Regions from separate parts of the Homo sapiens genome. Here region 1 is linked to region 2. A link is a contact called in ENCODE Hi-C or POLR2A ChIA-PET data. All regions are on one chromosome and are shown on one strand. The core of a region is the stretch at or near the end of the contact, and the rest is flanking DNA. Distances in the headings are between cores, read along the strand shown. Region 1 has its middle 31 kb from the start of TCF20. Region 2 holds the start of NAGA (alpha-N-acetylgalactosaminidase).

Region 1 (6,582 bases), core at 2,962-5,461, 230 kb before region 2:
CGCGGCAGTGCACGGACGCAGCATGCAACAGGCTTTGTAAGCCCAGGGGAAGGTGCTGAGTCCTCTCAGTGAGTTGGGAGGGCTCTGCGGGGAAAGGCTGGGGGATGTGGGGCTGGCTGCCCAGGGCTGTCTCCCAACACCCCCAGCATGCGTCCAGGAGTCCCTTCCTGCATCCAGCCCAGCCTCCCCACCTCCCTGTGCTCACCACCCTGTTGGGCTCTACCTGCCTCTCCTCCAATCTGTGCTCTATTTATGGAATTTCTAGGCGGGAATCTAGCACAGCTTTGATCTTTTCCGTGGAACGGGCAGCTAAGGCGGGGCGGGGGTGCTTCTGGCTGTATATTTTCTCCCTTAATGGGGTATTAAGTAGACAGCCCAGATGGGGATCTCCCAGTGGGAGGGGGTGGGGCACAGCCTGCTTCATATCAGCCTGAAATATGGCCCCATCACCGCCAAACCTCAAAGGACGCTACCTTTGGGCTGGCTGGGACCTAGCTTTGATGTTCTTGCGGCAGGGGGGTGGGGCAGACCTTCCCGGGCACAGCTAGACTGGAGTATGGTCTGCCAGGCACCTGGGAGAGAGTGGCCCCTCTTCACTCTTTCTCCTGCCTCCCCTTCCCCTTTCTCCATTCTCTCTTCTCTCTCTCCCCTCTCCCCCTTTTCTTTCCCCGCTCCCCTCCTCTCCACATTCCCCTCTCCCTCCCTCCCTGTCCCTAGCTCCCTGCCCCTCCTCCTCTCACCTCTATGCTTCCTCTTCTCCCCCAGTCCTCTTCCTCCTCCCTTTGGCCTGAGCGTTTTCCAAGCAGTGCACTCCCCTGCCATCCGCAGACCCATCTCCTCTAATCCGCAAGGGTCCCCTGGTGAATGTGTGGGCAGGGCACAGCTGAGGGTGGGAGTGTGGCTCCTTCACCTGGCTGGCCATCATGGGAGGAGATAGTTAAAGGTGAGGCCAGACAGTCCAGAATCCATTCCCAGTTCATGTGCTTATCAGGCAAGTTACTTCAGTTCTCTGCATACTCATGCCCTCGGCTGGAAAACGGTGTAATAGCTGCCCATGGGGTGTTGTGCAGGTTACAGAGCTCGACTGCAGAGTGCCTGGATCCCTGCCCTGCACCGAGCGAACGCTCGGAGTGTCCACTAGGATGAGCCGTTTCTGTCTGATCTGGGGCAAGGGCCTGAGCCGGACCTCTCTGAGCCTCGGTCTCCTCTGCACGATAGTGTGGATACCCCTCAGCTCCTCGGTACGCGTGGTGAAGACTAAATAAGATGATGCATGGCAGAACCTGGCACAAGGGGACATCCAGTAGATGGTTGCTTGGCCTGGCATGGTGGCTCACGCCTGTAATCCCAGCACTTTGGAAGGCCAAGGCAGGTAGATCACATGAGGTCAGGAGTTTGAGACCAGCCTGGCCAACATGGTGAAACCCCGTCGCTACTAAAAATACAAAAATTATCCGAGCGTTGTGTTGGGCACCCGTAATCCCAGCTACCTGGGAGGCTGAGGCAGGAGGATTGCTTGAACCCGGGAGGCGGAGGTTGCAGTGAGCGGAGATTGTGCCACTGCACTCCAGCCTGGGCAACAGAGCGAGGCTCTGTCTCAAAAAAACAATAAATGGCTGTGGTGGTGGTTTCCATGAATAGTCACCCCAGCATCTATTAAACCCGTGCCGTGTGCCAGGGCTGGAGGCTCTGGTTGAACCTGACGGGGTCCCAGCCTGAAGTTGCACCCAGGCGTGGGGCACACATTTGGGTAAAGAAATTGTTCCGGAACTACAGGATGGGAGGTGCTGGGTGGTCTGTGATTTGAGTGTAGTGGGTGGGGGGTTCTGGATAAGTCCTGCAGGGCAGGGTCATGGCCAGTGCCTGTTTCTGTTCTTCCTTCTTTCTTTCCTCCTTCTCCCTGCCCTGGCCCCACCATGTGAGACATCCAGGAATCCCACCAAGCAAGGACAGGGATGAAAGAGGCCGGTCTCTGTCTTTGCCTTCCACTGGCTGGTGACCTTGGCAAAGCCTCCTCTCCTGGCCTTGGTTTCTTCCTCTGTGAAAGGGGCATGGCTAGTGGCCTCCCTGCATGGCTTGGAGGCCAGTGGGTGGGGTGGGAGCTCTTTGAGGGTAGAGGAACGTGCCTCTCACCTCCCCCACCAAGGCTGCCTCTGTACGCTCAGCCCCCGCCCTTTGCTGTCCATGGCTGGAATTGAGAGAGAAGGCTGCCCACTCTATGGGTCCCCACAGAGACCGTCTCTTTTGTCCTAGAGACCCCCAGCTGCAGCCACCACCAGCCTGAGTGCCATCTAGTGTCAGTCCTGACTGTTGTGGGAGCCCCGGTCTCAGTTTCCCCATCTGGAGAAGGGGACTCAACACCCGATAGTGCCCTTAAGGCAGCATCAAGGCACCTGCCCAGTGAGGGGCCCCTCAGCTCTCCCAGACTGGCCCCTTTGCCTCCTGTCCCATTAGCTGTCCCTCCTTTGCCGGCTCTTGCTCTGGGCTAAGAGGTGGGTCTGTGCCATGCAGACCCATCAGGGGGTTCTCTCCCAGCTCCTCCAAGAGGCCTTTCCTCTGGGGGCTTAGGTTGAGGGACCTGCCTGAGGTCGTCCAGCTGTACTTGCGAGCCCTGGGCCCGGAATCCAGGCCTGCCGGCCCTGAGTCTTGCTCACACCAGCCCCCGTGGCCGTCCAGCCAAGCGGCTGTGCACTGGAGTGCTCCTCCTCGGAGAACTGAAATCTACCAGGGGAATGGCTGCCCATCTGCTCGGGTTTTGCCCGCTGGCAGTGAGAAAGGGAGTCCCCTGTTCCCCACGACAGACTTCAGGGAGCCAAGGGACGCAGCCAGGTCTCCCCAGCCTGCAAACATTGCTTCCCACCTTCCCTCCCTTGCTGCTCCCAGACCCCTCCCAAAGGTTTCCATTGCCCTGGAGCTACGCCAGGGAGCTCTGTCACCTTTGGCATGGCTCTTGCAGACACCTCCGCCTGTCGAATCACTTTGACTTAGGAAGCCCTGCTTTCTCCACCTCTGGGCCTGTGTGCATGCCACCTCCTTGGCTGGGAACAGTGTCCCCTCCTGTCCTCACCTTGCAGGTGGATTCCTCTTTGGAGGGACCAGGCCACGTGCCTTACCCAGTCCAGCCCCCACCATAGCCCCCTCACCCTGTGGTGGTGGTTGTGTGGTCACGTCTGTCTCCCCAAGGTGCACGCCTTGTCTGTCTGGCTCTCCTCTGTCTCCCTGGGGCGTGGCACAGAGTAAGTGCTCAGCAAACACTTGTTGAACCTATGAATGACTCCATCCTCGCCTTGTCCTGACAGCCCCATAGTGAAGATCTGAGCCGACCTCTCTCCTGCTTACACACCTCCAACGGCTCCCTAGTGCCCGCAAGATAAACTTCCGCATTTCTGAACCCCCACATCCACCTCCTCCCAGCCTTGCCTCTGGCTTCCAGCAGCCATTTACACCTCCACCCTGGTAAGTGCAGATGCCATGCTCTGCCCTAGGACCTTCCTTTGGGGAGACTCCCCTACCGCCACCCTACAGAGGTAGCTGCTTCCTCCTTGGAGGCCACACCTCTCTATCCTAAACACCCTCCCCTGTCCTGGCCTCTGAAGGTGGGGTTAAGGCTGACTCAGGGCCTTGGGGAGCAACAGAAGAATGAATGGTTGAATGCATGGTGCATTCTGCAGGTGGGGCTCGGGGGAGGGGAAGCTGCCCAGGTCTTGGCAGGGGGAGGAGGGAATGTCAGGAGTGGATAGGGAGGATGGGCTGAGCAGAGGCAAAGGCAGAGAGGCAGGCCTGGGTTAGTCATCAGGGTGATGAGTGGGGCTGAGTGTGTTGGCCCTGGGCTGGACGAGGGGTTTTCTGAGACCCTCCCCTGCCACTAACCTCCCTATACTTCCCTTTCCCAGCAGCCACAGCCCTGCCCCTTGGGCTGCTGACCGCAGGAGGCTTCAGGCATGGGAGTCCTGAGACCCCAAGTCTTAGCCCGCACCCCTTGAGCACTCACTGTGTGTGTCCCTGAACAAGTGCCTTTCCCTTCCTGGGCCTCAGTGCCCCCTGGGAAACAAAAGCGTTGCTGCCCACCATCAGAAGTGGGAGGTGACCGAGGTTCTGGGCCCCAGTCAGGACATGCTCTATTTGGCCCATGTGGCGCTTTTTTTCTTTTTTTTTTTAGTTTGAGCCAAAATTAAAACAGGGAAGTTTTCACATACAAATCTAGATTTCTGGCTTCTGTTGATATCTGGGCTGGCCCAGCCACGAGCTCTCACCGGCAGGAGTAGCTGGGTGGTCTTCACTCTTGGCCACCTGCCCAGCCTCCTAGCAGAGGCCCCAAAGCCCTGCCGCTCTCCTTGGGGGAACAGGTTTCAAAACCTGCCTCCCCTTACCCTGCCTTGAGATAAAACCGCATTCCCCTAACCCCCTGATATTCCAGACAATCTGCCTCGTTTTAAAATTCCTTCAGCAGCCCCAGGCCCAGCGGCTTCTACCAGCGAAGGAACGAAGGAACGAAAGGAACCAGGCTGCACGTGACTGCTTTGCGGCTGGGGAAGGCTTTGATGTTGCGGGTGATTTCAGCGCGCCCCTCCCCCTCCCCCTCCCCGCCCTTCCTTCCCCTCCTCTCCTTTCTTCCTCTGCTCCCTTTCCCCCTCCTCCTCCACCCGCTCCAAGCTTCCCTTCTACCCCTTTCTGTCTTTTCCCTCCTCCCTCCTCCCCTCCGCTTCCTTCTCCCCCTTCTCTCTTCCCCTCCCCCATCCCCACCACTTCCTCCTCCTCTGCTATTCTCTCTTACCGACCCCACTCCAGGTACCTGCTAATTGCACTTCCCTCCTGCTATTAATTACCTGACCTAGAGAGACCCCAGCCAGGTCACTCCTAGGAGGTCTTGAAGTGTTGGGGTGCGGGCAGGGGGGCCTGCGTTCGGGGAGAGGTACAGAGGTTGGAGAGCTGCTAGCTGGGACAGAAAGGCAAGAGGGACTGGTGACCAGTGGGACATGTGATTCCCCTCCACCCCCATTCCAGTTCCTCGGGGTTCCTGGGTGACCCACCACTGCCAGCATGTTCTGTTCATGAGGCCTTGAGGCCCCTTTGTCCTGGGGGAAATTGAGGCCCCAGGGCATTGGAGGTTGGCTAGGAGTGGGGAGGGGAGATGGGAGAGAGAGTCCATGGGGAGGGAGAGCAAGGTAAGGACTGTGTGAGAGGCAGATGGAGAGAGTGCCAGAGCAGGGGGCTGGATGTGGGGAGAGGGGCTGGGAAGGACCCTCAGTTCCTGCACCCCCAGCCAGACATGGCCTCACCTCCTTGCCGCCGTCCTCCCTGTGATTGTCCTCTGGGCTCACTGGTTGCTCTTGCTGTCTGCCTACCGCCCCCTTGCCCCCATCCTCCCGTGCCTTCTAAAGGCCAGAGAAGCCTGCAGGGCCAAGTCCAGATTTTTGGGGGTACCCCTCCAGGTCTCCGTTCCCCTCCACAGCAGGGGTCTGGGCAGGCGGTGGGTGTGGGAACCCTTGGAGCCCACCCATCACTGCCATGGTTATTCTCTGTTTCAGTTGGTCCACAGCTTCTAAGGCTGAGGACACACCAGTGGGTGCCTCCTCTGTGCTGGCCGTGGTGCCCGGCCCCTCCCTGCCCTGGGCCCTCTCGTCCTCCCCCGACTTGAGGCAGGGATGGCTCCTGGAGGCCGGGGCATTGGGCACGCTGGTTCTGGACTGTCCTGGGGAAGGCCTGGTGGGGAGGGGACTGCCTGCTGCTCTGGCCTCCAGGCTCTGGCCCATCCCTGCTGTGGTTTCTTTGGTCAAATTTGTCATCTAGGTGGGTGTCCCCACAAAAGGCAAGTGCAGAGATAGATGAAATTAGGGCAAACTTGCGACCATGCCAGCTGGTAGGCCTACTATGTGCCCAGCTATCCACAGGGGATGTGAGAGTGTTGCCTGTCCCACTGCCCCCTCCCCCAGCACCATCCGTGCAAAGATGAAGAGCCCAGGCTCAGGGAAGTGCCGAGACTTGACAGCAGGGCTGGGACCCAGGCCTTCTGCTTCGGGGTTCTGGGCAGGATGGTCTTCAGTGATAGCCAAGGAGGCTTCGGCCCTGGAGTCACCACCCCGGCATGTGCCTTGTTTTCCTCCTTGAAACCATAGTGACACTACTCCTGTCTCCCTAGAATAACTTCTCAGCAGCAGCTGCTGTCGCCTTCCACACCCAATGGGTGCCCCAACAACAGTCGGCCCTTTGGGTCAATCGCCCATGTGCCCACCTTCACCTACCCTCTCTCCAGGAGCACCTCCGCTGATGTCAAACCCTGCCTGTCCTCACTCATCCCCTGCTCCATCTCAGTTCTTGGATGAGTCGCTGGAAGCTGAGCCTTGGCTCTGGCTGAGGGCTCAGCCCTCCTCCGGGCTAGGGAATCTGGTGATAGGAGCACCAGGGCCCTGGGATTTGTGCCCTGATCAGCTGTGTGACTTTGGGCAAGTCACTGGCCCTCTCAGGACATGTGAGAAATGGAGACAGTGGTGATGCCTTCTCTCCCATGGGTTTGCTTTGAGTCTATTGAGAAGACAGATGCTGAAAAGCCCCACCACTTTGTACAGATGTGAGCAGCTGGGC
Region 2 (6,856 bases), core at 1,785-4,284:
AAATTACCCATTTCTGCTTCCCTGGCCTGAAACCCACCGGCAGCCCCCAGGCTCTGCACTAGTGGGTGGAGGAGGAGGCCTGCGGTGAAGGTCGCAGGAATGCACAACCAAACCCAAGAGACTGGAACTTCTGGAAGGCCCTGGAAGCCGGAGGTGTCCTCAAACATCTGCCCATGAACCTGGCTCCCGCCTCAGAGCCTTTGCCCTTGCAGTTCCTGCAGCCTAGAATGGCCTTCCTTCCCACCCCCAACCGCAGCTCCACTCCTCAGGACGCCTCTGGACACAGATTTGAGTCTCTGCTCAGTGGTCTCCTCTGGGACCATTGTAAAGCAACCTGCCCTGCAGTCTCTGTCCCATCCCTGGGGTGTTATTTCCATCAGAGCACTCACTGCTAGAGTAAACTTTCCTATGCTCATGCTTTTATTTTCTTGTTTATTGCCTGTCTCCCCTACTAAATTTTATTCAGTTAATACTGTACACCATAATAAATGTGTTAGAAGATAATAAGTGGCATGGAAAAACAGAGGAGGGTAAGGGAGATGGGAAATTGTGGGAGTAGGGAGGTTGCAATTGCAAATAGAGTGGTCAGGGTAGGCCTCACTGAGAAAGTAACATTGGACAAATACTTGAAGGAAATGAGGGAGCCAGCCATGCCAATTCCAGGCAGAGGGAACAGTCAGCGCAGTGGCCCTCAGGCCTGTTGTGCTTGAGGACCTGCAAGAAGGCCAGTGAGGCTGGGAGGCCTGGGGAGGGGCAGACAGTAGGAGGTGGGGGTAGAAGGGGTGGGATGGGGCTCTGTAAATCTGGGAGGGCTGTTACTCTAGACAGGGCTGTGAGGAGGGACCTGAGCGATTTCAAGGCATACTCTGGCTTCTGTGGTGAGAATCAATGTCAGTGGAGGCTGGAGACCAGTGAGGAGCCTGCTGCCACTATCCAGGCGAGATGTCACAAACGCGGCAAGAGCGGGGAGGGAGAGGCAGCCAGAATTAGAATGGCTGTTGAAGGTAGAGAACACAGGATTTGCTGAGGAGTTGGATGTGGGGAGTGAGGGAAAGAGCAGGCAGGACTGCACAGTTTTGGCTTGAGCACCTAGGAGAGTTGTCATTATCTGAGATGTGGAAAGTGGCCGGTGCTTGGTCTGGGTTATGTTTGAGACACCCAGTGGCCATCTGAGTGAAGGTGCTGTTGGGGCTCAGAAAGCGATGCCTAAAAATATGGCACTTGGGCATGCTGAGTACTTTGAACCAAAGGACACTGGAAGAGCCTCAGAAGCAAAGTATCTCTCTGACCTTCTCCTGCCCCCCTTCTTTCTCCTGTTTTTCTCCTGCAAGGCAGGCCATAGAAACTAAAAATCCTCCTCCCTAAGGTGAGTTATAGCAACTACAAATATTGGCTGGGCACAGTGGCTCATGCCTGTAATCCCAGCACTTTGGGAGGCTGAGGTGGGCGGATCACGAGGTCAAGAGATCAAGACCATCCTGGCCAACATGGTGAAACCCCATCTCTACTAAAAATACAAAAATTAGCTGGGCATGGTGGCGTGCGCCTGTAGTCCCAACTACTTGGGAGGCTGAGGCAGGAGAATCGCTTGAACCTGGGCGGCGGAGGTTGCAGTGAGCAGAGATCGCGCCACTGCACTCCAGCCTGGTGACAGAGGGAGACTCTGTCTCAAAAGAAAAAAAAAAAGAAAAAAAAGTAACTACAAATATTACTGGAAACATCCCCCACCTTTCTGTGTCGGGCCTGGCCATAAAGGAATTCTCTGATCTACCTTGCCTGATACTAGGTCATAAGACTCTCATTCCAGAAGGGGTCCTGCCCTCCTCCCAGCAGGAGGGAATGCCACACAGAGAGAACAAGAAGAATCCGAATCTGAACAGACATTGCTGGGTTTCCACACTCAGCTATTAACATTAAATCATTCCCTTTTGTCTAATCGCGTTTATACACAGTTGTCCATTCCTTATTCCTTTTTTTTTTTTTCTGTTGCCCGGGCTGGAGTACAGTGACACAATCACAGCTCACTGCAACCTCGACCTCCTGGACTCAAGCAATCCTCCCACCTCAGCCTCCCGAGTAGCTGGGACCACAGGCACCTGCCTGGCTTTTTAATTTTTTGTAGAGACAGGGTCTCACTATGTTGCCCAGACTGTCCTTAAATGTCTGGCCTCAAGCGATCCCCCTGCCTCAGCCTTCCAAAGTGCTGGGATTACAGGCATGAGCCACCAGACCCGGCCAGGGCTGTCCATTCTTCATCAAACCGAGACATAAAAATAAAGATTTCCCTGAGTATTTGTGTCTTCATTCCTGAAGGCTCTCAAGTCACATAAAACATTGAGTAAATCAATCTATTATGCTTTTCTCTTGCTAACCTATATTTTATTTGTAGGAGTGTCCGCTGTGACCTTTGGGATGAGTAAGGGAAAATATCACACCTTTCTGCCCCTACAATGCCCAGAACAAAGCATTTGGCACTTAGCAGTTTCTCAATAAATACTTGATGAATGAATGAAGAAGGAAGTAGCCCAGTCTGTGCGAGTAGTCCCTGAGCGTCAGGCGGGGAAGGAGAGCCGGCTGCCTTTGCGGGAGCTGTGACCGCCTGCTTTGGTGCCTCCCACGCACCCTCCTTGTAGAGACGATTAATCCCAGACTTCCATTTTCCTAGCAGCTCACTAGGCGGGCCTTGCTTCAGAGCAGTCTCTCATTTCCTCTGCACAAAGCCCTCAACCGTCCTCTGCACGGCCGCTTACTGAGCGCCCACGGTGAGCCTGGCACGATCCTTGCCCTCTTGGTCCCCACAGAGGTGGAAGGACAGGCCTCGCGGGGTCCGGGCCACGAAGGACAGCCCCGAGTCCGTTCTGCCAATGCCTGCCTCGCTAGCACGCAGGGCGGGAGCCCAGTGGGGAAGGGCTTAGGGAGGCTGGGAGGCCGGACCCATATGGGCGGGGCACAGCGTTGCTAGGGGGGATTCTGATAGGTTGCGCGAAGGGTTGCCTTCGTGAGGCCCCGCCCTCACTGGAACGCTTCGGACTTATCAGGTTACCGGATTCGAGTCAGAAGCGGCGGCAGGTCTGAACGCTTCGGTAGGATAAGTGCGGTGGGAGGGGGCTCTGCGGTTTTGGGGAGCCCAGGGCGGGAACCCGGACCCGGCTGGAAGTCCGGAGCCTGGCCGCAGCCCCGCCCCTCCGCTCTTTCTTGGTGACCTTAAGCCAGTGGCTGCCTTTTTCTGAGCCCGGGCGGGGCCGAAGGCGGCCCGTAGGCCCTCGGGACTCCCAGCACTGCAGAGGGTGTGAGGTCTGACATCCAAGACACGTTGTTTCGTATTTCTGAAGGAAGAACTGAAGCTCCGGGAAGTGATGGCTGGGGATGGGGCGGGCAACTTGGGGACCGAGTGTACGATCCACGCCTAAGGTTGAGGGCGGCCGAGCTAGCCAGGCAGCCGTGACCCCAGTGCTTTTCAGACGTTTCTTAGCTTCCAGAGCCCAACACATACAGCTGATACACGCAGACCAGATCTGGTCAGGTCCTCGGAAGCTGAGTCCAGAGCGATGCTGCTGAAGACAGGTACCTACACCGGCTGGGGTGGCTTGGAAGGGTAGGGGTGAGTGCTACAAGGAGTGCTTTGGCCCTTCTTCCCTAATGTGGGTATGTGGAGAGACAGGTTCCTCTCTCTTTTACTTAGAGCTGGGCAGGAAGGGAGGAGATGCTTCCCCATACGGGAATCATTTCTCCTTCAAAGGGGCCCTTCCTTTCTCACTTCCTCTCCCTCAAGCACAGAGGCCCTAACTGATGGATATCAGCATGTGCGGAGAACCGCCTGTACAGTCCCTACAGTAACTCCATATTACAGATAAGGAAACTGAGGCCCGAGGGGGAAAGGTCTCACTTAGGTGAGCTGATTGGGTGCCCATCCTGGCTGGCTTACTTCTTAAGCCTCTCTGAGGCCTCTTGAGGGTCTGTGGTAGAGAGCAAAGAGCTCTGGACTGGGGCTCAGGAGACCTGGAGTCTGGCCAATGGTCCCGACTTAACGATTTTTCAACTTTACTGTGGTGTGAAAGCGACGCACATTCAGTAGAAACCACAGTACGTATACAACCTGTGTTTCAGTATTCAGTAAATTGCATGAAATATTCAACAATTTATTATAAAATAGGCTTTGTGTTAGATGATTTTGGCCAGCTGTAGGCTAATGTGCGTTGTCGCACTTTTTTTTTTTTTTTTTTTTTGAGACGGAGTCTCACTCTGTCACCCAGGCTGGAGTGGAGTAGAGTGGCGCGATCTCGGCTCACTGCAACCTCCATCTCCCAGGTTCAAGCAAGTCTCCTGCTCAGCCTCCTAAGTAGCTGGGATTACAGGCACTCACCACCTCACCCCGGTATTTTTTTGTAGTTTTAGTAGAGACAGGGTTTCACCATATTGCCCAAGCTGGTCTTGAACCCCTGACTTACGGTGATCCGCCCACCTCGGCCTCCCAAAGTGCTGGAATTACAGGAGTGAGCCACCGTGCCTGGCCTGTCCACATTTTTAAGGTAGGCTAGGCTCAGCTATGATGTTTGCCAGGTTAGGTGTATTAAGTACATTTTTGACATAATATTTTCTTTTTTATTATTTTGGGATGGGGTCTCGCACTGTCACAGCCCAGGCTAGAGTTCAGTGGCACGATCTCAGCTCACTGCAGCCTCCGCCTCTGGGGTTCAAGTGATCCTCTTGCCTCAGCCTCCCGAGTACAGCGCATGCCACCACGCCTGGCTAAGTTTTTGAATTTTTAGTAGAGACAAGGTTTCACCATGTTGGCCTGACCTCAAGTGATCCACTCGCCTCGGCCTTCCAGAGCGTTGGGATTACAGGCATGAGCCACTGCATCTGGCTGATGTGATATTTTCAACTTACACTGGGCTTATGAGAACGTAGTTCCGTGGTAGGCCTAGGAGCATCTGTACTGTTAAGTTCTATATATGGGATGGGAGGAGCTGATGGGGGTTATAGGAAGGTTAGGACATAAGGTGTTAGTTTTGCTAATTCCAGCAATGCTGTGGTGACGGCCAGACCTCAAGCCACTGCCTGGCCCAGGCACCATCCTCCCACTTACTGCTTTGCAAGAGCCAGCCATTGCAGGAAGAGCCAATTCTACCCTAAACCCAGGAGTCCAGTTTCCCTTATATATAGGCAGGCAGCCTCTGTAGGGCTGAGCAACATACAGATGGGGTGGGATGAGGGCTGGAGCTGTGGGGGCAACTGATAGTCACCATCCCCTCCTCCCTTGCCCCCTAGTGCTCTTGCTGGGACATGTGGCCCAGGTGCTGATGCTGGACAATGGGCTCCTGCAGACACCACCCATGGGCTGGCTGGCCTGGGAACGCTTCCGCTGCAACATTAACTGTGATGAGGACCCAAAGAACTGCATAAGGTGAGTAAGGTCCACACTCACCTGATGAGCCTTGCCCAGGGCCCTGCAGATTCGGGGGCAGGAAGTGGAGAGTCCACTAGAAAAGAGGGCAAGGTCAGAGTTCTCCATCCCAGAGACTGCAGCCAGAAGTCACTCGGACTGTCTGACACCTAGCCCCATGACCTGTCTGGAGCCTCTGCAGGGACTCTCAGGCCCCAACCTGGTCACGAGGCAGGGACCTTACATGGACCCAGCCCCTGAGATAACTCTTAGAAGGTCAGGCCAGGCCCCCTGTACTTCCCCTGACCCAGTCCTGCCTTTTAGCCTGGGGCCAGCCACTCCTTTCAAGCCAGCTTGCTTATGGCTCATCGCACAATCTCTGGTGGTCATTTACACTGATACCTGGCTTAGGGCTCAGCAAGGTCATGGTTTTTATAGCCCAGATTCAATCAGAGCTGAGGCAGGGTGTGGGTGAGGGCCGGGCTGGGTCCCTGAGCTACCCCATCCCTCTGCCCCTCACTAGTGAACAGCTCTTCATGGAGATGGCTGACCGGATGGCACAGGATGGATGGCGGGACATGGGCTACACATACCTCAACATTGATGACTGCTGGATCGGTGGTCGCGATGCCAGTGGCCGCCTGATGCCGGATCCCAAGCGCTTCCCTCATGGCATTCCTTTCCTGGCTGACTACGTGAGCCGCACCCCAGCCCTGCCCTTGGCCTCAGGGCTAGACCACTCCTTTCACCCTACCTCGCTTAGGGCTCACTTACATGATTGAGATCTCACAGTCTAGTGGGGGAAACAGACAAATGAACACCGACTTTTGGCCTATTCTGTTGAGTGAGAGCCAGAAAGGGCATCTCACACAGCCTGGTATTCTAGGAAGGTTCCCTGGAGGAGGCATTTCTTGAGCTGAGCCCAGAGAGATGGCATTGGAGGCAGAGAGGATGGCAGGAGCAAAGGCCTAGGGGCAAGAAACAGCCGCTGGGAGGTGTGTGTTGGGGGAGAGGTGGGCCATCATGGGCAGAGGCCGGGCCAGCATGCTGGGACCATCTCCTTTGGTCCGTGGGAGCCACTGGAGGTTTAATGGGACGGGGTCAGATATGCCTTGAGGAGGCTCCTTGAGGGTCCTGCTTGAGCCCACTGTGTCCTCAAACCCCCACAGGTTCACTCCCTGGGCCTGAAGTTGGGTATCTACGCGGACATGGGCAACTTCACCTGCATGGGTTACCCAGGCACCACACTGGACAAGGTGGTCCAGGATGCTCAGACCTTCGCCGAGTGGAAGGTAGACATGCTCAAGCTGGATGGCTGCTTCTCCACCCCCGAGGAGCGGGCCCAGGGTGAGTTACGCAGCTGGCTGGGGCACGTAGGCAAACGGGGAGGGTGGCCATGGAGACCCACCCAGCGCCCACCTGGCTGAGCTTCCCAATTCCCCCTACCCAGGGGTTAGGGGGATTGTGGCT

Evidence for each region. A loop is a pair of places that touch in the nucleus more often than their neighbours do. ChIA-PET counts read pairs that join two places held with the same protein, here RNA polymerase II (POLR2A). Pooled maps may share reads with other maps.
Region 1: a loop to region 2 is called in a pooled map, with 2.7 times the contacts of the local background. The contact joins the enhancer-like site here to the promoter of NAGA in region 2. A Hi-C loop is called at or near these places in 4 of 50 pooled maps. POLR2A ChIA-PET finds 5 or more read pairs at or near these places in 6 of 52 experiments (GM10248, MCF 10A, activated B cell and 3 more).

The regions. Positions count from the first base shown.
Region 1 is chr22:42,297,965-42,304,546 of GRCh38, reverse strand. It overlaps a transcript of TCF20 not described here. Among named protein-coding and RNA genes, the nearest start is that of TCF20, 31 kb to the right of the region's middle. RefSeq lists enhancers at 3,160-3,209, 3,220-3,329, 2,731-3,409, 3,410-4,088, 4,000-4,229 and 2 more. Within about 2 kb of position 4,211, at least 9 of the 41 ENCODE cell types and tissues checked have a DNase peak (open chromatin) inside an H3K27ac peak, as active enhancers do.
Region 2 is chr22:42,066,990-42,073,845 of GRCh38, reverse strand. It overlaps NAGA (alpha-N-acetylgalactosaminidase), which reads left to right and starts at 3,034. Exons shown (of 9, transcript NM_000262.3): 1 at 3,034-3,564; 2 at 5,272-5,407; 3 at 5,910-6,081; 4 at 6,556-6,733. The coding sequence starts at 3,549. RefSeq lists enhancers at 1-278, 2,724-2,773, 5,129-5,998, 5,999-6,856, 5,733-6,856 and a silencer at 2,954-3,253.